Linked DNA regions of Mus musculus: regions 1, 2, 3, 4, 5 and 6 are each linked to region 7. The links are chromatin loops, found by intact Hi-C in ENCODE. Cell type or tissue: heart. All regions are shown on one strand. Region 1 has its middle 23 kb from the start of Gm3716. Region 2 overlaps Gm43837 (a long non-coding RNA gene). Region 3 has its middle 16 kb from the start of Gm3716. Region 4 overlaps Gm52815 (a long non-coding RNA gene). Region 5 overlaps Klf3 (Kruppel-like factor 3 (basic)). Region 6 overlaps Gm3716 (predicted gene 3716). Region 7 has its middle 17 kb from the start of Gm26761.

Region 1 (4,000 bases), 48 kb before region 7:
TGTCCTGCCAGAAGTCCAGACCTCCCACCCCCAACCTCTACTACCACCCCTCACTCCCCATCCCAAGAGAAAGCCTTGGCTGGGCTTTAGAAGAAAGCAGAAAGGAGTAGCAAGTTTCTGAATCAAAACTCTTGGGGTGGAACTAGTCATCTGTCTTGACATGCCCCGAATGAGCTACATGCTCCCATTTGGGAATTCCTTCCTACAGGTCAAGTGCTAGGGACTATACCCGATGCACTGTCCCACCATGCAGAATGTTAGTGTGAACTGCAGGCTCTGCAGAGTTTCTCCGGAGAGTCTGACCCCACCCAGGTCCTGCCCTGCTTTCCTGAGACCCTCACAATTCTCCATCCTGGCCGAGTCAGATAGCTGGTTTCGGGCAAGTCTCAGCAGCCTGCCTGCAATCTTCCCTGTCCAGTTCACCCTGTGACTTGGGTTCTGGCCTCAACTATTGGCTGGGTCTGCACCCTGCCCACAGGAACCTCCTTCATGAGGCCACGCCCTTTCCAAATCCCATGTTGGCAGATGATGTTTTCCTTGGACCGATGCTTGTGTTTCCCTGGGGCTTTGTTGGGAAAATGTGTTTCCCTGCCTAAAACTACCTCTAGCCTTTGCAGAGGATCTCAGAGCCAAGGCCATTGCCCACCAACATTCTCCTTCTTCAAGCACTTTCATATAATCAAAATAAAATAAATGTTAGTTTTTAGTCATTTGGAAAGTCATTGGGGTAGACTACCACACAATTGATTCAACTATTTTCTACGAATTAAGTCTGCGCTGTTTAAAACATGTGCGGCTTCAGTGTAGTCTGACTGTGAACTGTGCCCCACAGCCTCTTGTATTTGAACACTTGGTCTCCAGCTGATGCCACTCTTGGGGAAGTTATAGAACCAAAGTGGGTGGGTGGGTGGGTGGGGCTCACTCATGGAAGCAGATCATAGGAAGGCTGATCTTGAAGCCTATGGCTTCACCATGCCTCTTCTCCACTCTGATAGACTGTACACCTGGAACTGTGAGCCAAAATCAGCTGCTCCTCTCTTAAGCCGCCTCAGCCAAGCATGTGGTCACCATTGGAAGCACAATACAGTCACTTGGCCACCACCATGACTCTAGCAATATGATAAGCCAATAGCACCACTAAGAGCTCATCGAGAGCTAAAGCCTACTTCCTGGATGTGGCCCAGTCCAGGGACATTAAGATGGGGACAGTGCTGTAAGAACAGTCTAAGAAGCCTCGGTCACCGCTGAAGGCAGGGCCAGCTTCATGTGTCTTAGCAAAGAGGCCTGTACTTTCACCATGGTCCTACAAACTATAAGCCAGCCATGCGAAGGTATCTGAGTTATAAGGTAGCGCAAACAAGGAGAGTACAATTGGATTTTCGTGTCAAGATTTTCGCTAGGGGCCAGAGAGTAAAAGTACTTGTGTTTGATGCCCAGATGCACACTGTAGGAAGAGAGACTCCACTTCATCAAGCTGTCCTCTGATCTCTCTCTCTCTCTCTCTCTCTCTCTCTCTCTCTCTCTCTCCCTCTCCCTCTCTCTCATACACACACACACACACACACACACACACACACACACACTAACACAATACATAAATCTAAAAGAAATAAATTCAAAAACACAAAAATCAGCACATTTTATTAGTTAAAACCAGTACACGACGACCACCACCATCATCCCCTGCAGTAGAACTTCAGGTACCCTAAAGCGAGCTCAGAAGATTGTTGGAAAAATGCATAGTAGAGGATGCTTATACTCTACTCTCTCGGGAAGCTATCTGGATAGGCAGTGGAGGAGGTCCCAGGTGTGCTGGGTGGCCACACTTTATGCTTATTAATAGTTTGATAGTCAGGTTATTCACAGTGAGGATCCAAGCGTACTAATGTATATGACATGCCTCCAGATGATAGGATATTTCAGAAGGCGTTTAGACATAAATACAGCCAGAATCTTATAGCGTGTTAGTGCTAACTAAAACCTTGACAAAAGCAAGGCAGCACTGATTTCAAAGGTATCTTCTAGCTTCCAACATCTGGATGCTAAAGGAAAAACAATACTGTGGTGTTCATAATTGGAGATTTGGGTGATGTGGCTCCCCAGTGCTGGGATCTCGGCAATGTCTATAGAAGATAAATGGCCCAATCTTCCTCTCCCCACCCCCACCTGACTGTCCCCAAAAGAAAACAATTCAGAATTTCCCTCCAGAGCTCCATCCTGGGGGGGCGGGGGGGGGGGAAGCAGCCCTGTGTCAGCTCTGGAGCCAATCTCCCACATCCTGGAGGCAGGCCCAGCCCCGTTAGAACTGATGGATCTTCCAGATGGGCTGTGATGATTCCTTGAGAAAGAAGATAAGAGAACCAATAAGCATGAAGCTAACGACATCTGAGTAGAGGAGACTATAACACAGACACACACCTCATCTTACACCGAATCTCAACTCTCAGCTGACTGCTCAATACAATTCAGGCAGACCCCGGAGGCCGGATACGGTTTTGTTCCCTTTACCTCACATTTTAAACAAGCATCATTACATACATGTGACACAAGTTTCACACACATGTGTTTCAGACCCCATTTCCCGTTCTTTGGTAGTTAAAATTTCAGGACTGTAGCATTCTAGTGCCTGCTGGGTTTAGTAACCCACATGGATTTGACCTAAAAAAGACCTGGTCCAAAACCATGCTCTGCCATTTCCTAGCTGTGATGATCTTGAGCAAAATATTTCTCTGACCTCAATTTGCATATTATCCATTATCCAGTGCATCCAATTGATTATGTGAAAATAGCATGAGAGGTCAATACAAAATGATGGATACACAGAGCATCAGAAGAACCTTCCAGACTGAGAAGAAAGAGAGAAAGAAAGAAAGAAAGAAAGAAAGAAAGAAAGAAAGAAAGAAAGAAAGAAAGAAAGAAAGAAAGAAGAAAGAAACACAAAAAGCAGGCCAATCTCTTGAGTGGAGCTGGCAGCTAAACTATCCCTCCACCAGTAGCTGAGAGGTTCAACTGGCAGGAAATGAGCACAGAGAGAGCTGTCACGAACTTCCCTTTCAATCTACTCAATTAAATGAGTGCTTATGGAATATTCTGTCTAAAATACAGTTTATACTTCTCAAAATCGCATGCAACAGGCAGTGAGAGAGGAACCCTGAGCCATGAAGAGACAAGCATAGCGCTGATCACATGAGAAACACTTGAAAGGCTTCGTTTCAAAACACATTGGTTAAAGTAGAAAAAGGGCCAGCCAGATAGATGGTCCAGCAGGCTAAGGCGTTTGCCATTCAGCCTGGGACTCACATGAGAGAATTGAGCCATAGTACATGTGCAAGCACATGCAAAAAATACTGGAGATTTAACTTGGTTGGTACAGCATTTGCCCAAGATGCACAAAACTCTGGGTTTGATGCGGAGCATCCCATAAGCAGCCACGGACTGCTGTGTTTTGTTCTGTTTTGTTTTGTTTTGAGACAGGGTTTCTTTGTATAGCCCCACTTGTCCTTGAAACTCACTCTGTAGACCAAGCTGGCCTCAAACTGAGAGATCCACCTGTCTCTGCCTTCCAAGTGCTGGGATTAAAGGCATGTGCCACCACTGCCTGGTTTAGCAATGATATGTTTACTGAGAGTAGAATGGCTGTTTTATACAAGAAGCAGAGCAGACTGTCTTGATCTAGGAACACACACACACACACACACACACACACACACTCACAACTACACAAAGAAACTCTGTGTAAGACCAGGCTCCCATTCAGTCAGGTGTTCTTCCTGTCCCATCTGTGGGGTTTGGCACTCTTTGGAAGCCTGTTTGCTAAAATCTCTCACCTGCTCCCTCTGCTTCCCTACTTGGCCCCAGGTCCTTGGCTACATTAGAACAAAGTTTACATTTACCACAAGGCAGGTTATAAAACGATGAAGTCTTATTTTTCATTTGGGCATTTGTTTGGCATGAGATCAGCTCAAACCTTGTTTTCCCACAAACATGTAGTAGAATCAGT
Region 2 (4,000 bases), 290 kb before region 7:
GGTTTCAGAGTGGGGCAGACATGTGAGAGCCCACCGCAGCCGGAGCATGTGATGGAAGACCCTTCACGTCACAGTGGGCCAGGGCTAGAGGCTGGGCTATCTTCTGAGGTCTGACTTAAATGACCTCCTTCCGCTAGCAAAGCTCCACTTCCCATTCCACAGCCTCCCAGGATAGAACCACCACATGGGGAATGAGCTCTCAAAGCCTGAGCCTGTGGGGGCACTTCAGAGTCAAGCCGCAATATTCTACCACTGGACCCAAAGGCTCGTGGGCATCTCGTGACTAGAGCTGCATCGTGTCTAATTTTAAGAATTCCTGTAGTCTTAATAGTCTCAACGTTGTTCCAGAGTCCAGTGTCTCTTCTGAGGCCCAAGAGAAAACTCCGGGCTGTGAGCCATTCAATCAAAACTGAAATGGCGTATAAGAGGACATAGGCTGAATGCTGCCATTCTAAAAGAAACAAGAGGGCAGCAAAAAAAGATAGGATCAAAGCAAGACTGAAACCTGGCATGATGACCATTAAATCCTGTAGTTTCTCAGGCAGCATCAGGCACACGCAGCCCTGAGTGCACACACACTTGTACAGTGTCAGACACACATAGCCCCTAGGCATACGCAGCTTCTGAGAGCCCACTTTGTTGTACCAAAGAAAATACTTCTAGTCAGTGCTTTTCTAGGAGGGCTTTAAAACTTTCTTTAAAATTGTTTTTATCCATACATTTCGATCATACATTTTCCTTTCCCCCAACTTCTCCCATCTCCTCCCCATCTCCCTACTCTACACAGCTTCACGTCTTTTCTCTCATAAGAAAAAGAAAAATGAAAGAGAAAATCAAAACAGACAAACAAACCAAAAAAGAAAAGAAAAGACAGGAAAAGAAAGGAAAACCAGTAAGAAAAAAATACCAAATAAAATAATGCAACTCACATACAATCAAGCACAGAGTCTACTTTGTGTTAGTCGACTACTCCTGGGCATGGAGTCTACCCTGGAGTGAGGTTGATACATCTGTGCATCTCTCCATTGAAGAACACGGATTTTCCCGTTCCCAGGAGTTTTGTTTGCAACTAGTTTGATGGTTAGGATTGGTCAGGAGTGGACTCCTCCACTTCCCTTTCTCCATCCTGGGCTCTTGTCTGATTTGTAACTATGCAGGTCTTGTTTGTATTGTTACAGTCTCTGTGTGTACATGTGTATCAGTTCTGGAAGACCCTGTTTAGGAAGGCATGTTTTTCATTCTCTCTTACAAAGGAAATTCTTTCAATGAGTCTGTACTTTCACACCGTAGAGCAGGGCGGGGTCTCACTTCCACTCCCATTTCCTAGTGCTGCAAGCAGCTTCTTGAAGGATGCTAATCTGTTTAACAGATTAGCTGCTTTGTCTATACTGGTTTTACCTCCAACTTTAGGTAAGTTTGTGTTTTGTGTTTTTTGTTTTTCTCTCTCAAACTGCATGTTTTCCCAAATTTTCCTGCTCGGAGTTTCCTGACTAAAAGCAGCCAAAAATGGCCCTGTACCAGCCTGAATGCTGTGAAGACTTGGAATTTTTTCAACCAAATAAATTGGCTCACTCTTTTAAAAACCAGCTTCAAAGCTGGATTGGTGGTGCACACCTTTAGTCCCAGCACTCAGGAGGCAGAGGCAGGCAGATCTCTGAGTTCGAGGCCAACCTGACCTGCAAAGTGAGTTCCAGAACAGTGGGGGCTACACAGACAAACCCTGCCTTGGAAACAAAACAACAGAAAAACCCAGCTTCACTTCAAAATTTAAAGACCTTAAAGAATACAGACAAATTCCTTCTGGAGATATAATAGAAATGACTTGAGATCTAATTCCCTATACAATCCCTGTCCTTGTCTGGAGCCTCTGAGCCTGTCCTTTGCCATCCGTGTTTCTGTCAGCATTCTGGGTCTTCTACATTTGGACCAGAATCATCCATTACATTCACAGCATGTCAGGGCTTCTCCAGTCCACTGCCCCAAACTTCCAAATTCCTTCCACAAATCATCTGCCAAAGTCTAAGCAGGATGACTTTGGGGTGTTCATAGAAGTCACCCTACTTCTCTGCTATCTGTTTTCTGTGTTTGTTACTTGAATATCACTCTGACCACTATCTCCAACAGAAATGGTAGAGGAGAGAGATGGTGGAGGAGAGAGATGGTGGAGGAGAGAGATGGTGGAGGAGAGTTTATGTTGGTTCTCGGGTTCAGAGGTTTCAGCTCATCACAGCAGGGAGGGAGTTGCAGAGCTCATGGCTGTCAGAGGAAGTTCTCAAGAGGCTCCATCTGCAGGAAGCAGAGAGCAGTCTCTGGAGGCCCTTTATTGAGTGATCACTACAGTCTATCGAAAGCTTTGCATTCTCTGCCCTTCCCTTCTCAATACCACATCTGACATAGGCAGATCCCAGCCAAGAGTGTGTTGATTAAAGTTTGTGTTTGGGGACTGAACACATGACTCCATAAGCAAGAGCGTTAAAAGACCAGAATTGGATCCCATGATGCACATAAAAAGCCAGGCATGGCTCTATGTGCACCTCTAACCCCAATGCTGAGAAGGGGGCTGGTGGAGAAGCAGAGACATACCATTCCACTTTGTGCTCCCGGCCGGTCACACACTTCCAGTCACCCACCAAGGGACTCTTTCATTGGCGAATGAAAGATACACACACACTAGCTTGTTTTTGAAATGCTGTGATTAGCTCAAAGGTTAGGCAGTGCTAAGCCTTTGCCTGCTACCCCAGGCCCAATAGGGAAGTGGGCAGTGGCCACTTACCAGAATTCTTACACTGCTCAGAGGCTCTCTCTGCCACAGCTCTAAATCTGAGCCATCTCTCAACTCATCTCAAGCCATCTCAGGCAATCCTCTGTCTCCACTTCTCTATCCCAAGCCCTCGCAAATCTAAGTGTCCCGGTCCATCTCCTTTTGCCCAACCATTGACTGCTAGCATCTTTATTGATCAATCAAAAACCAATTGGGGACAAGGTCCTTCAGCATTTGGACACACAGATTCCTGATTAAATCAAAGCATTAGAACCAATCCTCAATACATCAGTCCAGACACAGGTTCAGAGACCCTGTCTAGGAGGAATAAAAAGGAGAGTAATGGGACAAGATCCCAGGTGTCCTTATCTGACTTCTGCCTACATGCATAGATAGACATGTACACATGAACATACATGTGCACATACACGACACACAGATACAAAAGCCATGTTTTTCTTTAGTCTCAAAAAACCCTGAAAAATCCCAGAGGCTGCAAGTTGCTCCTGCTTGAAATCCATGGAGATCACTAAGGCTTCTCTGAGTCAGCTAGGAGTCTGAATGAGCTCAGAAAACCAGGAGCTAACTGTGAGGAGGTGGTAGGGAGGGGGTGTCAGGGTGGGAGGGTTGCCACTAGCTTCTGCAGGGGATGGGGAAGAGGAGAGAGTGGGGAGAATGGAAGGAGGGGACCATCCAGCAGCTGGCCCAGCTGTGTGGCCTGTGCTGTCCTCCCTTTCTGGCCCTCAATTGCTCTTTGAACAGCTCTGCATTTATGGCCACTTGGACAAGCCCCGGCATTGTTTGCCTCTAGTATCTAAGGTCAGAGGCCTTAGAGGAATGGCATGGTTCTATTTCCTTAAATAGTGACTTGGGAATGAAATGAGTAAGCGTGTCTTTAATTAGCCATACCCCAGAGGCCTGCGGGGGTGGGGGGGTCTGGTAGATGGTGGGCCCCCTGCCAAGATCAGCATTGTGAGGCTGGTATTTGGTCCAGGGTGTGGGGGGGGGGGGAGGGTTCAGTGCTATGCATTATTTACCCTCCCTCCTCATCTCCTATTGTCCTATCAGCCTCAACTCCAATTCTGTCCCCATGTCAACATGAAGGATGCCCCGGAGCTGGAGAGAGGAAAGAAGGGAGCCCTTTCTGAGCAACTACCACAGCCTAGGCACTGTGCCAGACACTGGAAAGGGCAAGGTCAAAGATGGAAGGATCGTGCGGAGGTGAGCCAATGAAGGCTG
Region 3 (4,000 bases), 55 kb before region 7:
AAGTGACTTTCAGTTACCCTACCCTCAGAACAGGCAGTTGAATCTGGACCTTTCCAAATTGTCAACGAATGAAAAAAAGTAGACAAATTGAGAGCAATGAACATTTGGGATCTGGAGTGGGGTGGGTATAATTAGTGTGAAATGTGCTAAGTGTTTCCACTGGTTTCTGGGGGGTTTTAAAACTTTATTTTCGGTGATTCATGGGCCACAAATCATTGAAAATACTAAAGAGGAAAAGAAGCCAGAGGGTAACTGCATAAACACCCCCTCAGCTTTCAATAAAATTCCACAGCAGCATTTGGAAGGAGGGGTTTGCCCCCAGTATGGTAATAGTTATCAACCCCAATAACATTGAGGGGAAAAAATACAACTCCAAGTGTTTGCCCTACTGAACATTGATCAATTAGAGAGCATCACTCTCTCATAAAAGGGGACGCCATAGTCACTAATGTAATTGAGTTTGCAGGATGGAAGCAAGGCTAACCCGACCACACGCTCCATATATTCTCCATTATGAAATTCCAGCTGATGGCTAGTGTTACCACAAGATGCCATGCCAGGCCCAGAATTACCCAGTGTGGTGGGCTCTGTGACCTAACCTAATATCCTGCTGAATTTGCCTAGGCAAACATTCTACTAGAGTCACTTTTAGCGAAGGGTTTTCAGATCTGAAACCACACAGTTGGATGGGAAAGTCCCCATTTTCTTCAGTGAGAAGGGCTCTTATAGAAAGATGCTGGGATTTCAAAATCAATGGCAAAGCCAGGCTGGCAAAAGCTGAATTAGCAGCTGCTCTGTGGGATTGCTATTGCTTGTACGCCCCCATCCCCACCCCAACCCTCCCCCCACCACCAACGACCTCCTTCTGGCACTGGCTTTGAAGTCCCCTGCACACCTGTGTAGATTATAAAACAAGGAGGCTGAGCTTCCACACCCAAACTCTAAATTCACAATGCACCTCAACAGTTAAGACATGCCCTCCAGCGTCTTGTGTAAAAGTTAAACCCAACCTTGATCTAATCTCCTGAAGTGGTTAACCCTTGCCCGGATTTAGCACACACTCCCAGTGCCAGGGAGAGAGAAGTCTCGCTATCAGAAACTTACATCACTGGGGCAAGCGCGCCTTTGGGATAGGTGCCCTCAGAACCCTAGCAGACCCCTATTCTTTTTAGTTCCCTTTTCTGGGACTAAGAGTGGTTAAGATTGAAGAACCCAGTGGCTCCCCCACCCAACTCTTTATCTTCTTGGATTTTGAATGAGATTGCAAAAAAAGAACCATTCTCCTAGTCGCCTGTGTCACGGCTTTGTCCCTATGCTTTTTGAGTTGAAACTCAAGATCCTCCCTAGCTCTCATCCTGGAGGAAGAAGCGTTGGAGTCTGTAGGCAATAGGTTAGGTCTGGGTTGGATTGAGGTAAAGAGAGCAGGCAGCTGGAGGTGGGGGTGGCTCACAGAGCGGCTGTACAGGCTGGGCGCAGACCAGGAAGGGAAGTACAGAGAAGAGCTTGATTGGGAGCCAACGCTTGCCTCTGGCAAGAAGCGCCTCGCAAACCTCCCGCTGGGGTGGGACCCGGTCTTGGCTCAGCCAGCCCAGGTCCTGCAGGTGCTGGCAGAGAAGTGGCTGCACCTGGCTCAGGAGGGTGTGTCAGAGGAAACCACAGCAGGCACCTGGTTCTGATCCCATGCCACACCCTGACCCCTCTGTTGAACTCCCTGCTCCTTCTGCGGAGTCCAAGGGTCTCTCTTCCCAGTCCACTTCTCAATCTGGCTTTGCCGTGGCTCTGGACCTTCGACAGCCACCCGCAGGGTATAAGACCGCTCCAGTTCCATCTCTGCAAGGGCTGTTGAGTAGCTTAGCTCTCTTCTAGCTCCTGAGTAGTCAGAGTTCTTTCCTTCCTGAGCCCCCTATCTACTGTTTTTCAACCTTTCCTTAAAAACACCAGAAACAGCAGTAAGTTCTTCCTCGATAGCAAGAACCCAAGTTTCTTCTGAAAGAATTCGTTGGTTTCTTTGGGAAAGAATCTGCTGTGGAGGTGTGAGGAGGCGAAAAGAGGTGGATTGTCAGAGGAAGCTACATAATGAAGATACTCCATAGGTGTATGCACACATGTACATACATACATACAAGCATACATACATACTTACGTACATAATACATACTTGCACACACATACAAGAAAATTAATGTAATAAATAAAAGAACTCTTTGCCACCATGCTTTCAGTCTTTGGTTCTAGTTTTTATGAATAGGAGAAAAAAAATCACAATATGTCAGAGACTTGGCCAAGCTCCTCAGTGAATTTAACTCGCCCAGGGATAGATCCCCAGAGGATGCTAGGGAACATCTTTCTGTCAGTCTTTCTGTCCTTGACTACTCTCCATCCTTTAAGTTGGATTGAGCTGTATGTGGACCTAACAACCCGAAAATAGAGGGAACCTAGGAGACCACCTGAGTGCTGTTTTCCCTCCTGGGTGACTTCCACGTCCCCTCCTAACCACTCCTACACTAAGGGGACATGCCTGGTGATGGGGACGAAAACTGGAGATGGTGAAGGACAATCAAGAAGGCCACACTTCCTTATGAATTGCGACACCCCTCGTAGACTAGGGGATGTCTACATATTCCACCATTTATCATGTCCAGGGGTTTTGAGCTCTGTGGGTAGAATTCCTCAGGCTGGAAAACAAACACACAGAGAGTTTGCATATATTGATAATTTTAAGGTGCCCACATAGTCCCTAAAGGCCTCCAAGAACCCTGAGTTAAGCCCCAGCCTTCGGTAATGGAATACATGAGACATGAAAGCAGAAGTAGGGTGCTATTTGGGAAGGTAAAGGGGACCAGAAAGAGACTCCTGGGTGCATCATAGGGAAGAGGGCATCATAGGGAAGAGGGCAAGGAGATGCCCTAGTGAAACCACCATGTTATGCTAACAGCAAAACATCAACAAGAATTGAATTCTTAATCAACTTAAACATTCTCCCTAGGCCTTTGTTGCCCAGGCCAATCCAGTGCTATTTGCTAGCAAGTTATCCTGGCTTCATTGCAGTTTTTCTGCCCAGTCCATATTCTCATGGACACTGTCACCATGTCTTCTTGGCTGTGACATGGCTCTAGCTGGCCTTCATCTTCCATCCCAGACCCTTCTTTGAGATGCATTCACAGGGGAAATCTAAGTGTGTTGACTTGACTTTCAAAGGAAACCGTTAAAGCAAGAAGGGTATAAAACGATCTCACCAATAGAACTTCATAAATGTATTGAACAGACCTGCATGAGACAAGTGCCAACACATCTTGGGGTCCCTTTCCTTGGCCCTGGAGGAGCCTATGTAAAGGAAGGGGCCTGGGAACCATTAGCCCTTTGTGAAGTCCATCTCTGCATAGGGACTCGGCAAAGGAAACCTGGACCTGACCTGACCAGCAAGACCCTGCTCAGAGATTCACCAACTATTTGGAAAATTGGGAGAATTACCTACTTACTTATTTATCTATTTTTATATATGCAACTCAGAGTTTTCATAGCTCTTTGTTCTCAGAAAACCTGCTCCCTCGGAGGAGTACAGTAAAAGCTTATTTTGATTAGATTTTTAATTAATGGCTCACCACTTAATTATGAAGGATCCCTTAGAGTGAAATTCCAAGGAAATATTCTTTCTCTTATTAATCCTGTCTGCCAGATATCGCAGGAAGAGATGAGGCAGGGGTGTTGGTTTTTATTCTCCTGCGGAGGTCACAGAGATGGTTTCAGGTTCTGATGTCTTTCTGTGAAACTGCTCCACTCTCTGGGACACTATGAGCCTTGTTCTCTAGGGTCTCTTTCCTTTTCAGTTTCCAGCAACAGGGACCGGTGAGATGACTTAGCAGAGTAAGCCTGCTGCCTGAGTTTGATCCCTGAACCCTTACAGTGAAAGGAACACCCAAAAGATGTCCCCTGACATCTGCACATAGGCTGTGACGTGCACAGCCTTGTCCCCTGAGAAAATGAATAAATCAGAATTTTA
Region 4 (4,000 bases), 180 kb before region 7:
TGAAATTGGGGGGGGGGGAGGGGGAGGCACACTCAAACCACAATAGTATCCTCACTTCCATGCAAGATGTTTCTATAAATTTTTGAACAATGTTTCAAGAATGTAGCTTTGTTTATAAGTAATTTTTGAACAATGTTTCAAGAATGTAGCTTTGTTCATAAGTGGTGCTTTTGTGTTTTCTTTTTACAAAGGTGAAGTTAAAATGAAGCACTTAGGGTAGATCCTAGTCCAGGGCCTTGGGAATCCAGACAAACACAAAAGGGTGAAGACACAGAAATCAGACAAGTAAGTACAAGGCAAGGAGAAAGTTCTGGAACAGATCATCACTCTCAAGCCTCAGACGTGCACAGACTCTCAGCTTTCCAGCATCTATCACCCCCAAAATGGGAAACTTCTGCCCTTGGCTGCACTTTGTTGCAACAGACCTGGCAGAAGTCCAAACAAGACAAAAAGCTGATTCTGCAGCCTACCCCTGCCTGCCAGCTGATCGGCCTTGTTCAAGCTGGAGAACCTCTGGAGAGTCCAGCTCTGTATGGGGTTCTTTCTTCCGAGCAAACCCTTAAGCTGTGGGAGGGCTGGATCTGTGTGATCTGACCTGTACCTGTCCCGGGCTTCCTTGCAGCTCCCCTGAGACAGCTTTTCCCTGTGAAGCTAGCCAGCAACTCCCATCAGTAGCAGGCAAGAATCCCAGGACTCACTCGACGAACCAGCCTCGTCTGGCTGGATTCTTGAAGAACATATGGAGTCACCCTATTCCCCTATAGCAGCTTCAACTCTCAGGTTCTCTTTCTTGTAGCCCATCTCCTGGGTCCTCGGTGGTCCCTGGGGGTCCCCGGCAAGAGGCAGGTTGTTTAGGCCAGCCAGATACCACTTAAAGAGACCCAATTCAAAACATAACCGTGTGCGACTCAACTTACGGTCAGGCTCTGAATCTACAAGAATTTCATAAACAAGTAACATTTAAAAAAATGGTTATCGATGAAGGAAAAAAAGAACCTGAAGAAATCAGATGATGTGAGGGAGGTTTAGGCAAGACCTTTCAGGTACAGTGTGTTCTAAAATTTGACTTTTGAATTGTAGAAATAAATGACCTATTAAAATAAAATTTTAATTTAAAATGTGCTCTCTACTTAAGAGGGTACCCGAGTGTGTGTGTGTGTGTGTGTGTGTGTGTGTGTGTGTGTTTTTGCATTGGAAACACACCCAGTGTAATTTGTAAAATAAATACATAATAAATAGGTTAAATGTTTATTTTGACTTATGTTTTCAAATGCCAGTTGTTTAATTTACCATGAAGGATTGCTGGCAGACCCATCATCACTGGTACCGAATACGGCATTCAGACCTTGACCTAGGCTGGCCTTCCCAGGAAACCAGCTCTGTGGCCTTGCCCTCTTCACTCTTCCCATCAATACCACAGGCTGACTTCTCCTGTTGACAGGCGCATGGTCAACACACACACACACACACACACACACACACACACACACACACACACACACAGAGGTTTCCATTGCACATGCACAGTGGGAGGTCATTGGCTAAGCGGTTTCAAAACACACAGCCTAAGTCGTGGCAAGATCCAACCTTAAGAATGCGTTTATTTGATTCCATGTCACTGTACCATATACTTGGGCTACTCTAAAGAGAGACATAGGTCCCCTTTCCCCAAGCACTTTACTTGGAGAAGTTCAGGGCCAGAAAGGCTGCTGTCTTCTTCCTCAGTCCTAGGGCAGAAACTTCCATGAAAGCTGGTGAGGTGATGTTCACCCGCATCTTTTTTAGACCCTCCCCTCCTTACCTTAAACCGCTCCCCCACCCCCCACCCCCCAAGAAGGAAAAGACAAAAGAATGCTATAACATTTTCAAGAACTAAGCAAGCACAACAGCCAGCACTGTCCTGATTGGTCCCGTCGCCCCTGTTTTCTTGTGCTATAGAGAATATCTAAGGGTTCGTCTCCTCTAAACAGACGCTTGTAAGGAAAGTTTAACACAATTTATAGAGCTGTAAAGTTCTTGGTATGGCCCTCATTGGAGTGCTTTCTCACATTCCCAGAAGTAGCCAATCTACCACGTGGCAGAGCTGCTAGAGGAAGGGAGGGAGCCAGCGGGGCCCTGAGCTGCCCGCAGGAGCAGCAGCAGCAGCAGGGCAGGGCGGCTCCCAGGAGGGCGCAGGCGTGGCGGCCCCTCCCTGCCGCGAGCCCATGCCCGCCCACTGCCACCGGCGAAAAGGAGGAGAGACCTACATTTAAAAAGGCAGGAACCTACTAGCTCCAGAGCTCCTACAATGCCGAATGAGAATTCCTATTTATGAGGTCAAACGGAGGTCAAGAATTATCCAGTCATCTCTAAAACCCCCTACTTAGGGGGTCAAGCCAGGCTGGCAACCCATGTTAGCTAAATAGAACTTGATCTCCCGAAAGCCTAAAACTGCTTTATTTTTTCTTTCTTCCTTTCTTTCTTTCACTTTTTTACTGTTTTGCCAGAGATACGGGTTGGCTTTTTTTTTTTTTTCTGTTACTTCCGGTTTGTGGCTGAACTTTCTTTGCCTTCCTTCCTTTTGGGGTGTGGGAGGGTTAAGCTGCTTCAAAATAATGTCCACTTAAATATGTTTTTAAAAATGGGAGAGAAAGAGGAGCTGGGATAGAAAGAAGAGGAAAGGAGAGGGAAAGGAGGGGGAGGCAGGAGAGGGAAAGAGGATGTTAGAAGAGACAGCACACAGTAATTTTGTTTATGTTATAACATTTAGCACACTCCTATTCATGGATGTGTTCCACAATTATGCTGTGAGATGCACAATGTCACTGTGTTCAAAGTACAGGTAAAGAAGCCGAGGCTCATCAAATCCTGGAACTGTGACCGACTCTAACCCTGAAGTCCTTGCGTTCATTTAACCCTTTAAGGAAGGGTACGGAGGTGTACATTCATCCTTTATTACAAAGCCTATGTCTGATATGGAAAAAGAAAAGCTTTATTCGGAACCTTTGGAAGAATCTTAAGACTATGATTTCGTCTTTGGTCACTCCTTTGGAATTTTTTGACGCGGGCATTAACATGGGCTAAGGTGGTCCTCGCAGCCCCACCCACGGGCGCACTTCCAGCTTCCGGCAGCAGGGGGAGCATGTGTGCAAGAGGAGGAAAGGTGCACCCGGCAGGAAGTGTCAGTGCATGGTCTGTCCTTAGCAGGTCCAGGCTAAGAATACATTCATTTTTCTCCTTCAACATTTAGAACCAGTGGCTGCAGGCTTCTCTACAGAGATTCATGCTTCCTCGTTTGTAAAGCCGGGAAAACAGTTCTGGGACTTGTAGAAAGAGGTCTCTGCTGCATCCAAGGGAGGAAAAAAAAATCTCATGAAGGAGCCAGGCTTGGCTGCTGGCTTCTGTTGAGAAAGGAGAACTCAGCAAGCAGGACAAAGGGCCACCCTGAGTGCAAGCAGCACAGGACTTCTCCCGTTGACTTCCTGAGACCACCTCAAGGCTTGGAAGCTGCGCTAGTTCTGGCTTCTCCAATGGTACAGGCTTGGGTCTCAGGCACCTGTAGGTGCTACTCACATGGCAGAGCCCGTGAATTATGGCAGAGCCCGTGAATTTCTTGGAGATTCATCAAAGAATTCACCAAGATCCATCAAGATTCTGGTCATTCACCACGTTGTATTACATAGTGAAACCCTATGCAAAAAAACCAAACCAAACAAACAAACAAATGCAAAGAAGTAATGGGGGTAGCCAGATAGAAGTGGACAAACGGCCAGGCAGTGGTAACATGCTCCTTTAATCTCAGCACTCTAAAGGCAGAGGAAGGTTGGATCTCTGTGAGTTCAAGGCCAGTCTGGTCTCCAGTGCAAGTTCCAGGATAGCCAATGCTACATAGAAAAAAAAAAACCTGTCTCAACAAAGAGTAAGAAAGGAGAAAAAGAAAGAGGAGGAGGAGGAAGAGGAGGAGGAAGAAGACAGAAATAAAGAAAAGAGAAGAGAGAAAGAAATGGATAAATGGTGGCCC
Region 5 (4,000 bases), 130 kb after region 7:
TAGCCCAGGGTAGTAACGGAGTTGTAGCAGTCCTGCTTATCCCTCCTAGGAACAGGGAATACCAGCACGTGCCCCCTCACCAGGCAGAAGTACCATCGATAGAAAACAAGAAAAACTATCAACCACAGCTGGCTCCTGTCCCCTACCCTCTTACCATTCATTCTCTCTGTCCCCTACCCGCTTACCATTCTCTTGTAGAGCTTCAAAGCCCTTGCTACTGGGCTTATTTAAAAGACCTCCATGAGTGGGTAAGGGGGGAAAAGTTGTTTTAGGATGATGGTGGGAAAGACTCCTATCTAGGCCAGGCTAAGGTTGGGGCAGTAACTTTTAAAAGGAAGTTTTGATCACTAATTTCCTATAGGGCTGGGCCCTTCCTCCTCCTTGGAACCTGTTGAGGAACATTTCAGCTGCAGAAGTCCTTCTCAAGGCTTGGTCACTTGTAATTAATTATTATTATTGGTGGGGAGGGGTTGCTTGTCTTGTTGTTACTTCCCCTGGGCCTAGCACAGAAACTACTTTGTTTTCAGTATCCCTTCTGAGCCTTCTATAAGGTGTCAGGGAAGGGACCTGCCTGGACCCTATTGGTAGGGGTAGAAGACACATCCTTCTAGCTTGTCGAGGTAAGAGGCCAACCTGGATGGAGTGGGGAGCAGTCTGCTGGCCACTGTAGGGTGGGGAGAGCCTTGAGCAGGTCTTTGAAGAATTAGGAGGATTTAGATAAGCCGGAAGGGGAGGGGGCATACCACACTGTTGCCCAGCATCGGGGCCAGAAACGAACAAAAGCTTGGCGCTGGGGAGGGGGAGTCAGGGCCCCTTGGGGAGCCTGGGCTGTTTAGGAAGCTGGTGACTGGCACAAGCAGCTAACCACCCTACGCTGGCAGTCCCAGGCTCCCTTGGAGGAGGGACCAGATGAGGAAGGGACTGCTGGCAAAGGGGTTGGCCTGCGTTACTTCTCCCCCACTCCCCCCTCCCCCGCACCCCACCCCCCATCCCCTTCAGCGGGAGACCTGAGGATCTGGTCCCAGAGGCTGTGGTGGAAATGGAGAGAAAAGGGGTGGGGCAGACTTCACAGATGACCTTAGGTTTCCATGGTGAAAGACGAGAAAATAAGGCAAATGGGAGTTAAGGAGGGGCAACCTCTTAGAACAGGGACTGGAGGGAGGAGGAGGAGGCTTGGGCTGGACTGGAGCCATGTTGCCCAGCCAAGGTTGCAAGTGCTTTCTGGTTTGTGTTTACTCTGGAAGGGGAGGGCACCTCCCCCCCCCCCCCCCCCGCACAGTTTTGTATGGAAGGTGCAGTCCTCTGAGGTAAAGTTTAGAGAGACTTCATGCACTGGGAACTACACCACCCTGACAGTTCTTTCTGGTTATTTTTAAGGTTCCAGCCATCCTTGGTTCAGGGTGGAATTTCCAGGAACTGGCTTCAGCTTGGAGCCAGTCGGGTCCCTCCCAGCCTTCCCACTCCCTGCAGGGTGGGGCCCCATGGGTGGAGGCCCAGCAGGGTGGAGTGAGGTGGGTCTCCAGTGATAGGGAGGGCACCTAGTGAGCCAGGCAGATGAGAGGCCCCGTGGCCTCACGCAGCCTTTCTGGATTTGATTATGTAAGGCCTCACCGAGGAGAACCGGGAGGGCTTAGGCGAGGCCTTTGGAGCTGTGTACACAGCAGGACTAAGACATTGTGGGTATTTTTCAATTGATCTTGGGTGGCTTGCCCTTAAAACTGAAACACAGAATTGTCAGCGAGCATAAAGGAGGAAAAACAAATGTGTAACCCAAGTACCAACCAGGTGCCCTTGAACGTCAGAGCCGGCCTGGAGAGTAATATACATTTGGGTCTCCGCAGCCCTACCGGCGCTCTCGGGGGAGGGTTTGGGGGGGGGGGGTTGGAAAGCTGGAGAGAGTCTGCCCCGTCCCTGCCTCTCCACCTGTCCTTATTTACATGTAAAATCAATTGCTTCACTTGGTCTTTCCGAAGTACTGGGTGTGGGCAGAATCTTATCTGAAGCTATGTCCTGTTTGGACAAGTTGGACTCGCCCTGGCAACTCTCCATGGGGTGGAGCCGATGGGTGGAGGCAGAAAAGTAAAATTGGGTGGCTTGTTCACGGAGAGGGGAGGGCGGATCGCCGGCTCCCTGGGTCATTGCATCCCATCTGAAGCCAAGCAATGAACCTCTCCCTTTTACAAAACACGTTAATGCAGAAATAATTGATGAGAGGCACAGATTCGGAAATATCCGGTGGAATTCTGTTCAGGTCAACAGTGGAAGAGTGAGGTGGGTGAGTCCTTGGGTGGTGTGAAAAGTGGGCACCCTTCCAAGGTAGGTGCCAGCCCCGCTAAGCAAGCCTGGCTTAGGGTGCCTGCCCCTCTGCGTTTCTGGTCAGGCCATTGCATGGTACTTCCTGTAGTACCGGTCACAGGGAGCGCTCAGAAAGTTTGCTAAGGAAATGTAAAGAAAGGGTTCTCGACAAAGGAAGTTCAGCTCCAGGGACGGCGCTTGCCCTCCTGGCCAAGATCCACAGCGAGCTCAGATCTTTACCCTGTCAGTTCCTTTGGAGAGTGAGGGTGGGGACTAGCAACATACTTACTTCCTCTTTTGAAAATTCGCTTGGGAGCGTGAAGAAGGTGCTGGCGATTGTTGCTTGTTGGGTTGTCTAAGTAGTCTGTTCTCTGGACACCTGGCTGAGGTTCCCCTTTGAAGGGAGCAGGTAATTGGGGCAAGCCTTAGGGTCAGGCCTGAAGAGAGGAGAGGGAATGTCAGGCAAGTCTTGCTTTGTCCTCAGCAAACAGAACTCTTGGCTCTAGTTAGCCTCCACCTCCATTCATTGCCTCCCTTAGGAAGTAGTTGTACCGGGAGCCTCACAGACTGTAAGAGCTGTATCATTTCTAGAAGTCGCCTAAATGATTCTCCAGGCTTCTAATATATACTTCTACAGTTACATGCTGACAGAAACCTGACCCTTGGTTTGATAATCTGCAGTCAAAAGTAGAAGAGGGGAGGGCTCCCGAAGGCACATCACTTTTCAATGAAAATTCGGTTTGACTAGCCCTTCCCCACAAAATAACCCAGTTGTCCCCATTATGGGAAATTATTTGGGGGAAAACTGGTTTTTCCTATATTGTTGGTTTTTTAAAGCACCTCAGTAACTTCTAAAAAAAAAAAAAAAAAAAAACAAAACAAAACAAGTTTTGCCCCCCCGTGCCGTTTTTTTTTCCCCCTGGCATTGCCTAATTCAGATTGAGAGTGTTTAGCTAAACAGAACTAAGATGTAAAGAAACAACCACATTCGAGGCTTTCTCATTTCTGCAATGCCTACATAAAGTGGTTAGTAAGATTCCTCAGCTTGGTTAAAACCCACAAGGTTTTAAAGACCCCAAGGCTGGCGTACAACGCCAATCTTCTGCCAGCGTCTTAAGGCTCCAAAGCCTGTTTTCGTGCGCCACCTACTGGTTCTCTTTAGAATTGCTGCTAGGGTGGTAAGTAAAAGACTTGCGTCTTTGGTTTCAGAATCCCTTTTGAAAAATGAAGGAGATGTGGTAGTATGCACCTGGCAATCCAACACTTGGAAGGCAGGTAGAGCTCTAGGTCAGCCGAGGCTATATAGTGAGACTCTGTTTTAAAAGAAGAAAAACGAGCTTTAAAAAAAGGATAACGATAACTGCAGAGCACTGTCCCTGGATAACAGCGACTGCAAACCAAGTTTAAAGATCCCAGTTCTTACAGGTCTTAGCTTACGTGTTAGTTACGTGGAAGGCACAGTGGTAGTTCTCTTCTCATTCTATCCTGATTTAAATATTAACTTTAATTCAAGTAGGAGGGATTGAACCCAGGCAGGGCCTTGTGGTGCTAGGCCAGCTATTCTGCCAAGAGTTGTACCCCTCTTCCCTGGTTCCTCACCAGAAACCATAAAGCCCAAAGCAATGGCCAGGGTAGTTGGTACAGAAGAATTGCTGCTGTTGTTTTTGCACAGGCAATCCGATGTGTGTTGGTGTGCTCCGTTTTC
Region 6 (4,000 bases), 82 kb before region 7:
TGCCATCCCTGGGCTGGTAGTCTTGGGTTCTATAAGAAAGCAAGCTGAACAAGCCAGCGGGGAGCAAGCCAGTAAGTAGCATTCCTCCATGGCCTCTGCATCAGCTTCTGCTTCCTGACCTGCTTAAGTTCCAGTCCTGACTTTCTTTGATGATGAACAACAATGTGGAAGTGTAGGCTGGATAAATCCTTTCCTTCATAAACGTGCTTTTTGGTCATGATGTTTGTCCAGGAATCCTGCACAAACCCTGACAAAGACAACCTCTCTGCTACTCTCCAGGTCATATAGATAAAATCCCTACATGTTTTTTAGAGTCTTCAGAACGATCATTTGCTTTACAGTTTAAGTTCTCAGAAGGGAGAGAGTATGCCTGTGGCAGGTTTATTCGTAGAGTAGCTTTGTACAGACTCTCTAAAACGGCAGTTCTTAACCTGTGGGTTGTGATTCCTTTGGGGGTCAAATGACCCTTTTAAAGAGGTCACCTAAGACCATCAGAAAACATAGGTATTTACATTACGATTCATAACAGTAGCAAAATTACAGTTATGAAGTAGCAATGAAAATATTTTTATGATTGTGGGGTCACCACAACATGTGTTTTATTAATTTATTTTTATTTCATTTATTAATTAAAGGGTTTTAGCCTTAGGATGGTTGGGAACCACTGCTTTAGAACATAATACATGGTGAGAAATAAATTTTATCTCAGCTCAGTCCATACGTCACTTATACATTTACCTTTAAAGAAGAGTCTCACAAAGCCATACAGCTTTAACTCTGTGCCTTGCTCAGTGAGGTTTTGTTTTCTATTTTTAGTTTTCTATTTCTTTCTACGTTGATGTCAAGGTCCACGAATGGAACCCAGTCCGAACTCTGGAACCTTGCTACCAGGAGTCCAGCCCATGCTGACATCCAATCAGTACTAACTAACTACCCAGAACACCCTTGGCCATTTCCTCTGAGGACTCTCAACCTCCACCTGCCTCTCCACCCTGCAGACTTCTTCAGAGGAAATTGGAGACCAGGACAAATGTGATTCTCTAATCTTTCTGGAATCTTCCTAGTCCCCACTTAAAGAACTTCATTAGAGTCAGAGTGCACTTCATAGGAAATGATTTACATTGGAAAAAAAGATGAATGTCTTTTTTCCTTGCCTAGGATAGTGAACTTCCTGTGATTCAAAATCCTTTTCATGGGTAAAGGTCACTTTCTAACTTATGTGCGGCATCTGAGTATGTTTGGTTGAAAAGGGTGTGACTCTCAAAGCATTAATGGGGTTTGCAGACAGATGAAAAACAAAACAAAACAAAACAAAAAGCCACCAAGCTTACGACACACTTAAAAGGGGAATGACAAGAATCACACAGTTGCAAAGTGACACAAACACTGCCAGCGTGCCCTGAACCATGAAGCCAGCCCACCTGATCCTGCCTGAGAGAGGAAAGACTCCCATGGGACATCTGATCAGGAGCACAGCATGTGGCCTTGTGGATTCTTGTGGGCCTTTTTTTTTTTTTTTTTCTTTTAAATCAAATCTGTTGTGAACAAAGACAAAATAAATATGATGTTTGTTCTGGAGACACTGACTGTCCCTTACGGAAATAAAAGATTGGTGACCATTTGCCCTCCCTAGTGTAGCAGATAGCAGCTAGGGTATAGGGTCTGACCAACATAATATACCTGGTCTCCCAACTCCGTTCCTGTCATATGATTGATTGACTCTGTGTGAGTCCAGAGTCACTCAGCTATGGGTGTTTGCTCATCTGTAAAATACAGAGATTGGCACTATTCTTGAAGGTAACTCTGACATGGAATTAACGTGAGGAGCTTGCAAAGCAGTCATGTCTTGTACATAGGCTAAGATCCATGCGAGCACTTATTAAATGAAGTCTAATTTATGATGAAAACTGCAGTCTTCTGCCCTCCAGTTCAGGGCAGAGGAAATAGAAATCAACCTTTAAAAAGCCTGGGTTTCTCTCTTCTCTAGCTTTCCTTTGGGGGCAACCAGCCCTTGCCTTTCAGGTTGAGTGGCACAGCACTCAGAGAGGGCCCCGCTACTCAGGACTCGGTGGGGAGTTTTTCCAGCTTCTTACTGCAAAATCTTCCTTCCTTTCCTCAAGAGAAAAAGAGCTGTTCTCTACAGAAGAAACACAAAAGGGGCCAGCTGGAAGACATGCTAAAGCGAGAACCCTACATACACTCAGATTCTACGGGTGCGCTGCTTGCTGATGTAACGGCCAAGAATCAGAAACCGGAAGTAGAAACGCTGAATGAAAACAAACCATCTGGGCTGAGCTACCGAGGGAGCAAATGTCTAAGACCCTCATTGGCGGCTGCTCAGGCTTCGTGAGCAAGGCAGGAAGCAGACGATTGTGAAGCCTGTGAAGGTTTCTGCTCCCCAAGCTGGTCGGGGGTGGGGGTGGGGGGATGCTAAGGTAGCAGATCACATCCTTAAAGATCTAAAATTAAGATCTAATAAATTAAAGATGAAAAAATCTAAAATAATAACAAATAAAAGGTTGCTTGCCCATCTGGACATAGATCTGATGTCCAGGTGAGATAACGCACGGATGCCATCTCTGTGGAAAAATAATCAACTGCTTTAAAGGAAGCCAAGGGTGGGATCTCGCTTCCTGGACTGGGGTAGAGAAGGGGAATGTGTGAAATACACAAACCAGAGCTGCTGCTGATACCCCAAGGACAGACACGGCTGGAGGACCACCCAGTGTCAGCTCAGAAGAAGGGGGACGGATAAGCTAAACCCAGCCCCCTGGGAATATCAGCATACCAGACAGAGTTTGAGGAAGAACAGTTAAAAGCCATATGGTCGAAACGTCTTTCTTAAAAACTGGCTGGATAAAACCTGCACAAATGAATGGTTATATGTGTGCAAAAGTCCATGGAAAGGGTTAAAAATAAAAACAAAGGCCTGTAAGTATGGTCTCAGCTAATCAACTAAGAACTAAGTAATGCATCTCATATTCACATTCTGTCTCTGTCTCCCCTCCCCCTCCCCCGGCTTTATACTCCATGTGTAACCTGGACTGTCCTTGAACTCATAGTCTTGCTCCCAAGTGCTGGTAATATGCTTAGCTACATGGGTCTCCTCTAAAATAAAAAGAGAGACGGCTCAGCAGTTGAGAGCTGCTGACTGCTCTCCTGAAGAACCTGGGCTCAGTACCCAGCACCTACACTGACACTAACAACCATCTAACTCCAGTCCTAGGGCATCTTATGCCTTTTGGCATCCATGGGCACTCTGCACATGCACAGACATACATGCAGGCACACATACACACATAAAATAGAGATAAATAAATCTCTGGGAAAAAAATAGAAGTTAAAATGGGAATCTGGGGTTTAATGAAGAGCACATTTATTCTTAAGTTTCCTGGAACTCTGAATCTAGACATATTATATGGGAGTATATGTATCCTTGTGTATATGATCATATCACACACTCATGTTTAACATGTATGGTTTCTATCTATGCGTATTTTAGAACTCTCTCTCCATTCCTATCACTTAGCTACACATCATACACACACACACCCTTAAGCTCTTAACAAGTAAGATCTGTCAGTGAAAATGTCAACGGTACCAACCGACTCTACACATTAATCTAGACAATAAGCCTCACCCTAAACAAGAGATTATCTACAAACGCACGCCTCTCCTCTTGTTCCTCGAGATAACTGGCTCAATCACAAGAACAGGCCTGAGAGTGACCAGGGGCTTCTGAGTTTCGTCTGTGAACATCATGGGTTATGGGAAGCAGCAACGTCAGCTACCACTTTGTGTGGAGGCAGGGGAAAGATGCAGCCCTGACCAGATGGCCAAACTGTTCTCCTTCATCTCATGGGTGCAGCCCCCACTGGCGTGCAGCAGTGTGGGGTGCAGACAGACGGCCACAGGTGACCCCTGACCTTTCAAGGTCAACCCTGTCCTGCCGCAGCTCTGGAGGGAGAAGTTTGCTCTCAAGCCCACCACTTCTGGCTTG
Region 7 (4,000 bases):
TGCAGGGCAGTCAGTGAAACCCAAGGAGCGTCCTAATTCCGAAAAGACTGTTTGGAAAGAGAGCTTCGTTCTCTTAAGCATCCACCGCTTCTACAGGCGCTTATTAATATACCATGTCCCAGATGTTCTTGATACTGAAGAGGCAAAGCCAGGCCCGTGGAGAACTCTAAAATCCCAGAAAAACAAACAAGGAAGTAGATGATACTCGCCCAGCCACCAGGACACAGGAAGTCGGCCACTGTGAGAATGCACAGGGTGGATAGCGCTGACCGTGCAGGACGCAGGGTGCGGGGGTGACGGAGCTCCGGGAAGGCAGAGTTCAGCTTCCTTAAAGATGGCCAGGCCTTAAGTAGAGAAATGAAGAGAGAGTGGTGGGCAAGGAGAAGGAGCTATTACAAGGACAAAGACAGTCACACACAGAGATAAAAGAACGGTGAGCTTAGGGGCTCTGGGCGTGGCTTCCACATTCTTCCCCCACCTCCACCCCACCCCCATCCCCACTCGTCCCTCAGTGGAGTGGCTTTCTTGGCAGAATTGAGTTCCTGGAAAGACAGGTGGGAGGTGGTGTGAAACCTTTCCCACGCCTGCTTTAGAACCGGGGAAGCCAGTCTGGAATCGGGGAAGTTGCAGAGAAGAGATCAGGCCAGCCAGACCTTGTTCTGGCCCTTCCTGATGCACAGTAGTGAGAACGAAAATGAGCCTGTCACATGTTCTAGAGGCTCTGGGACCCACTGCATTAGAATCCACAGTTGACCCTTCCTCCCTAAAATAAACTGCCTTCTCCATGTGACCAAAGATGGTAAAGACAGGGAGCTGAAGAGAGGACCCATTCAATAGTTAAGAGAACTTGAGACTCTTTCAGAGGATCTGGGTTCGATTCCCAGCACCCACACATGGCAGCTCACAAATGTCTGCAACTCCAGTTCCAGGAGGTGTGGCAACCTCTTCTGGTCTCAGCAGGTACCAAGCATGCATGTGTCATAAAGACAAACATGCAGGCAAAGGACCCATACACATAAAAATAAGTACATAAATAAATAAATACTAAATAAATAAACAAATAGATGCTAAAGACAGCCATTGCCCTACTAGACATGATGGTGATAACTCAAAGATCCTTTTAAAAAAAAGACTCCCTTGTATAGACTGAGTGCATCTGTCCTCCATGACCCCCCAAATACACAGACTGAAATCCTGATCCCAGAGGTTACAGTATTAGGAGTGATTGAATCATGATAGTACAGCCTTCTAAATGAAGCCCAAAGGAGGCACTGCCATCTCTCCCACCAGGAAAAGACCCAGGGAGAATGTCCCACCTGTGAGGAGGAGGCTGACATCATCAGCCCAACCGATGCCTGGCTCTTCCTGAGCATCTCAGAATGTGAGAAATACGCTGGTTGGGTCGTAGCCACCCAGACCGTGTGGTTTTTACAGCGGTGGTGGTTGCTTTGTTTGTTTTGTTTTAGACAAGATCTTGTTATGTAACCTGGGTTAGCTTCCAACTTGTGATCCCCCTGCTTCAACCTTCTAGCTTTCTTGCATCCACTCCCCAAGGGCTAGGATTGGGCACCCCTCATTCCCAACTTACACTCTCAGTGAGAGCTAAGACTAAGTAAACCATTCCAGATACACACTTGGTTATGGTCACATAAAATGCAATTTTTAATGAAAACCTATCTCACAGAACAGACAGCACACAATTCTTTCAAAGATTGCCTTGTTTTTATTTATTTATTTTACACTTATGTTTATTTGGTATGTGTGTTGGGGGGGGCATGTGGGTTCTGTGGAACATGTGTGGAGGTCAGAGGACAGTTTGTGGGAGTCCGTTCTCTCCTCTCACTCTGTGGACTCAAACTCAGGTCATCTCCAGATTGCTGTGGTGGCTCACACTTGTAATCCCAGCACATGGGAAACAGAAGCTTGTGGATCACTGTGAAGTCAAGGTCAGCCCGTGCCACAGAGACTTCCAAGACAGCCTGAAGACACCCTTCCTCTCAAGTAAACAAACAAACAAACAAACTCACTTGTCAGCTTCTTTACTCAACGGGTGATCTTTCTGACCCACCTTTTGATTCAATATACTACAAGAACTAATGCGTGTATAAATAGAATATAAACAATATGTTATGTACACTAATTCATTTCCCAGTCCACTTATCAGCTGCATAATATCTGAGGCCCAGTACAGAATGAAGCTATGTGGGGGGTTCCTTGTCCAAAACATAAGCATTTTCTAGACAGAAACACTGAACTAGACATTGAGCCCACCTTCCTGCACATGTTGGCGATCCGGCTCATCGGCCCAAAAGGCTGTCCCCAAGCCTGCCAAACTGATGCGGTCTGTGCCCTCCCTCTGCAGGTTACAGCAGACAGGAAGAAAGGGAACAACATTCTCTCTGACATTTGATGGGGACTGAGATAGGTCCTGGGTCATCTAGAAGCCACCTTATCTCCGAGGTCAGCAGGGACTTGCCTAAGGAAATGACCTAGAAGCCGAGGGCCGGAGCGTGATACAGATCTGGCAGGCACAGCTTAGGAGGGAAAGTACTTTAGGCCCAAGGAAGACAATGTACAAAGGTTGGAGAAGAGCCTGAAGGGTGGGTGGTGCACCTGAAGAGACCACAGGATGGGGTTTGGCAGCTGTCCAAAAGAGCCATGGTAGGGGCAGTTCGGGGAAGACAGCCATCAAGATTAGGGCCGGCCTTGGAGGAAGGTTGGATTTTATCCTAAAGACAACTAGAAGCTCTTAATGGGTTTCTTGGCCCCATCCCAGCTGCATAGTGAGCCAGGATGGGTATCAACAGCTTTATCAGAGGAGGAAAACGGAGCAGCTACCCTTCCTGGTTCCAGACCAAGAGTAAAAGAGAACTGCAGCAAGATGGCCTGTGGAGCAGCTCAAGCAGGAAGTCCTGCTGGGCTGAGTCCTTCAGCCTTACAAGGCCACGGACCCACAGATCTAGCACAGGAGAACCACTACTCAGCAGGAGGCCAGGAGACCATCAGAGAGGCAGATCATCACCCAGACCCTGTACTCAGTGATGCAGGCTCAGCAACAGGGGATGTGGCACATGGCTGTCTTCTGTGACGCCTCCAAGGGCTTACACCACACCATCGTGCCTACCGGGGATCTTGTATTTGTAACTTGCCCTTCTTACCAGATAGCCAGTGTGACCTGAGACTCAGAACTACATCTTGCCAGGACTGGTGTTGCATGTCTTTGATACCAATACTCAGGAGGCAGAGGCAGGCAGATCTCTATGGTCCTGATTTACAAAGTGAATCTGGGTCAGCCAGGGCTTGTTACACAGAGAAACCAACCCTGCCTCAAAAAACCAAGAACCAACAAGCAAATAAAAAAACCTATGTCTTACTTGTTTTTTGTTTTTAATTCTAGGTCTTTACAAGGGAAACCATATACATAGTTAAATGTGTCCCCCAAAGCTCATGCTGCTGAAAACCTGGAAATCCACATAGTAGTGATATCTGGGGACAAGTCTCTTGGGAAGTGATCAGACTTAGATGAAGCCATAAGGCAGGATCCCTGTGCTGGGACCAGTGGCTTTATAAGAAGAGGAAGAGCCCCACCCCCAGCCCCCGCATCCTAGCTACTCGTATATGTTCCTCTTGATACAACAAGAAAGCCCTTTCCAGATGCAGCCTCTAGCCTTGGTCTCCACCCTGCCACAGCAGATAGTTTCCTACTGAAAGACTACACTTCCCAGCTTCCCTTTCGTGCAGACTACAGAAGTCTTTTCTATCTCAACAAGGGGCTGCATCCCATCTCCTCTGTAGGCATTTTGGCTATCCGCATGTGTGAATGACAAAGGTACCCTGTTGTCCCACCTAATGTCAGCACAAGCCTTTCTTTCTGTTTTGTGTCTCTCCACAACTGCTTGAATAATCTAAAAACCCTGAGAACTAAATTTCACTTCTAAGTTGCTTGGCCTGTGCTATTCTGTCACGCCCACAGAAAACTAAGAAGACTAAGCCCTCATAA

The links. Peaks named below come from ENCODE experiments on the same cell type or tissue, not always from the same donor. Only the 100,000 strongest peaks of a DNase experiment are listed, where the experiment ranks them.
Region 1: a loop joins it to region 7, with 2.0 times the contacts of the local background. A loop is called at or near these places in 4 of 42 quality-filtered maps.
Region 2: a loop joins it to region 7, with 3 times the contacts of the local background. A loop is called at or near these places in 6 of 42 quality-filtered maps.
Region 3: it touches region 7 in a loop (1.8-fold over the local background); 3 of 42 quality-filtered maps call a loop at or near these places.
Region 4: a loop joins it to region 7, with 3 times the contacts of the local background. A loop is called at or near these places in 3 of 42 quality-filtered maps.
Region 5: it touches region 7 in a loop (7-fold over the local background); 6 of 42 quality-filtered maps call a loop at or near these places.
Region 6: a loop joins it to region 7, with 4 times the contacts of the local background. A loop is called at or near these places in 3 of 42 quality-filtered maps.

Annotation. Positions count from the first base shown.
Region 1 is chr5:64,631,894-64,635,893 of GRCm38, forward strand. No RefSeq gene overlaps it. Among named protein-coding and RNA genes, the nearest start is that of Gm3716, 23 kb to the left of the region's middle. In heart, no CTCF peak of the experiment used is centred here; a DNase peak (open chromatin) is centred at 2,298.
Region 2 is chr5:64,385,900-64,389,899 of GRCm38, forward strand. It overlaps Gm43837 (a long non-coding RNA gene), which reads left to right. Exons shown (of 3, transcript XR_003955925.1): 3 at 3,830-3,976. Among named protein-coding and RNA genes, the nearest start is that of Gm43837, 9.9 kb to the left of the region's middle. In heart, a CTCF peak has its summit at 2,291; DNase peaks (open chromatin) are centred at 1,302 and 3,622; H3K27ac peaks cover 979 bases.
Region 3 is chr5:64,625,022-64,629,021 of GRCm38, forward strand. No RefSeq gene overlaps it. Among named protein-coding and RNA genes, the nearest start is that of Gm3716, 16 kb to the left of the region's middle. In heart, no CTCF peak of the experiment used is centred here; a DNase peak (open chromatin) is centred at 1,530; H3K27ac peaks cover 544 bases.
Region 4 is chr5:64,503,240-64,507,239 of GRCm38, forward strand. It overlaps Gm52815 (a long non-coding RNA gene), which reads left to right. Exons shown (of 3, transcript XR_003955927.1): 3 at 192-2,541. Among named protein-coding and RNA genes, the nearest start is that of Gm52815, 9.5 kb to the left of the region's middle. In heart, a CTCF peak has its summit at 2,189; DNase peaks (open chromatin) are centred at 432, 2,172 and 3,142; H3K4me3 peaks cover 1,517 bases; H3K27ac peaks cover 3,142 bases.
Region 5 is chr5:64,810,233-64,814,232 of GRCm38, forward strand. The region is part of intron 1 of Klf3 (Kruppel-like factor 3 (basic)); the gene reads left to right. Among named protein-coding and RNA genes, the nearest start is that of Gm38457, 3.1 kb to the left of the region's middle. In heart, no CTCF peak of the experiment used is centred here; DNase peaks (open chromatin) are centred at 909, 1,499, 2,049, 2,499 and 1 weaker place; H3K4me3 peaks cover 2,518 bases; H3K27ac peaks cover 3,005 bases.
Region 6 is chr5:64,597,878-64,601,877 of GRCm38, forward strand. The region is part of intron 3 of Gm3716 (predicted gene 3716); the gene reads right to left. Among named protein-coding and RNA genes, the nearest start is that of Gm3716, 11 kb to the right of the region's middle. In heart, no CTCF peak of the experiment used is centred here; a DNase peak (open chromatin) is centred at 2,254; H3K4me3 peaks cover 997 bases; H3K27ac peaks cover 3,124 bases.
Region 7 is chr5:64,679,938-64,683,937 of GRCm38, forward strand. No RefSeq gene overlaps it. Among named protein-coding and RNA genes, the nearest start is that of Gm26761, 17 kb to the right of the region's middle. In heart, a CTCF peak has its summit at 2,363 (motif pointing left); DNase peaks (open chromatin) are centred at 264 and 2,614; H3K27ac peaks cover 1,145 bases.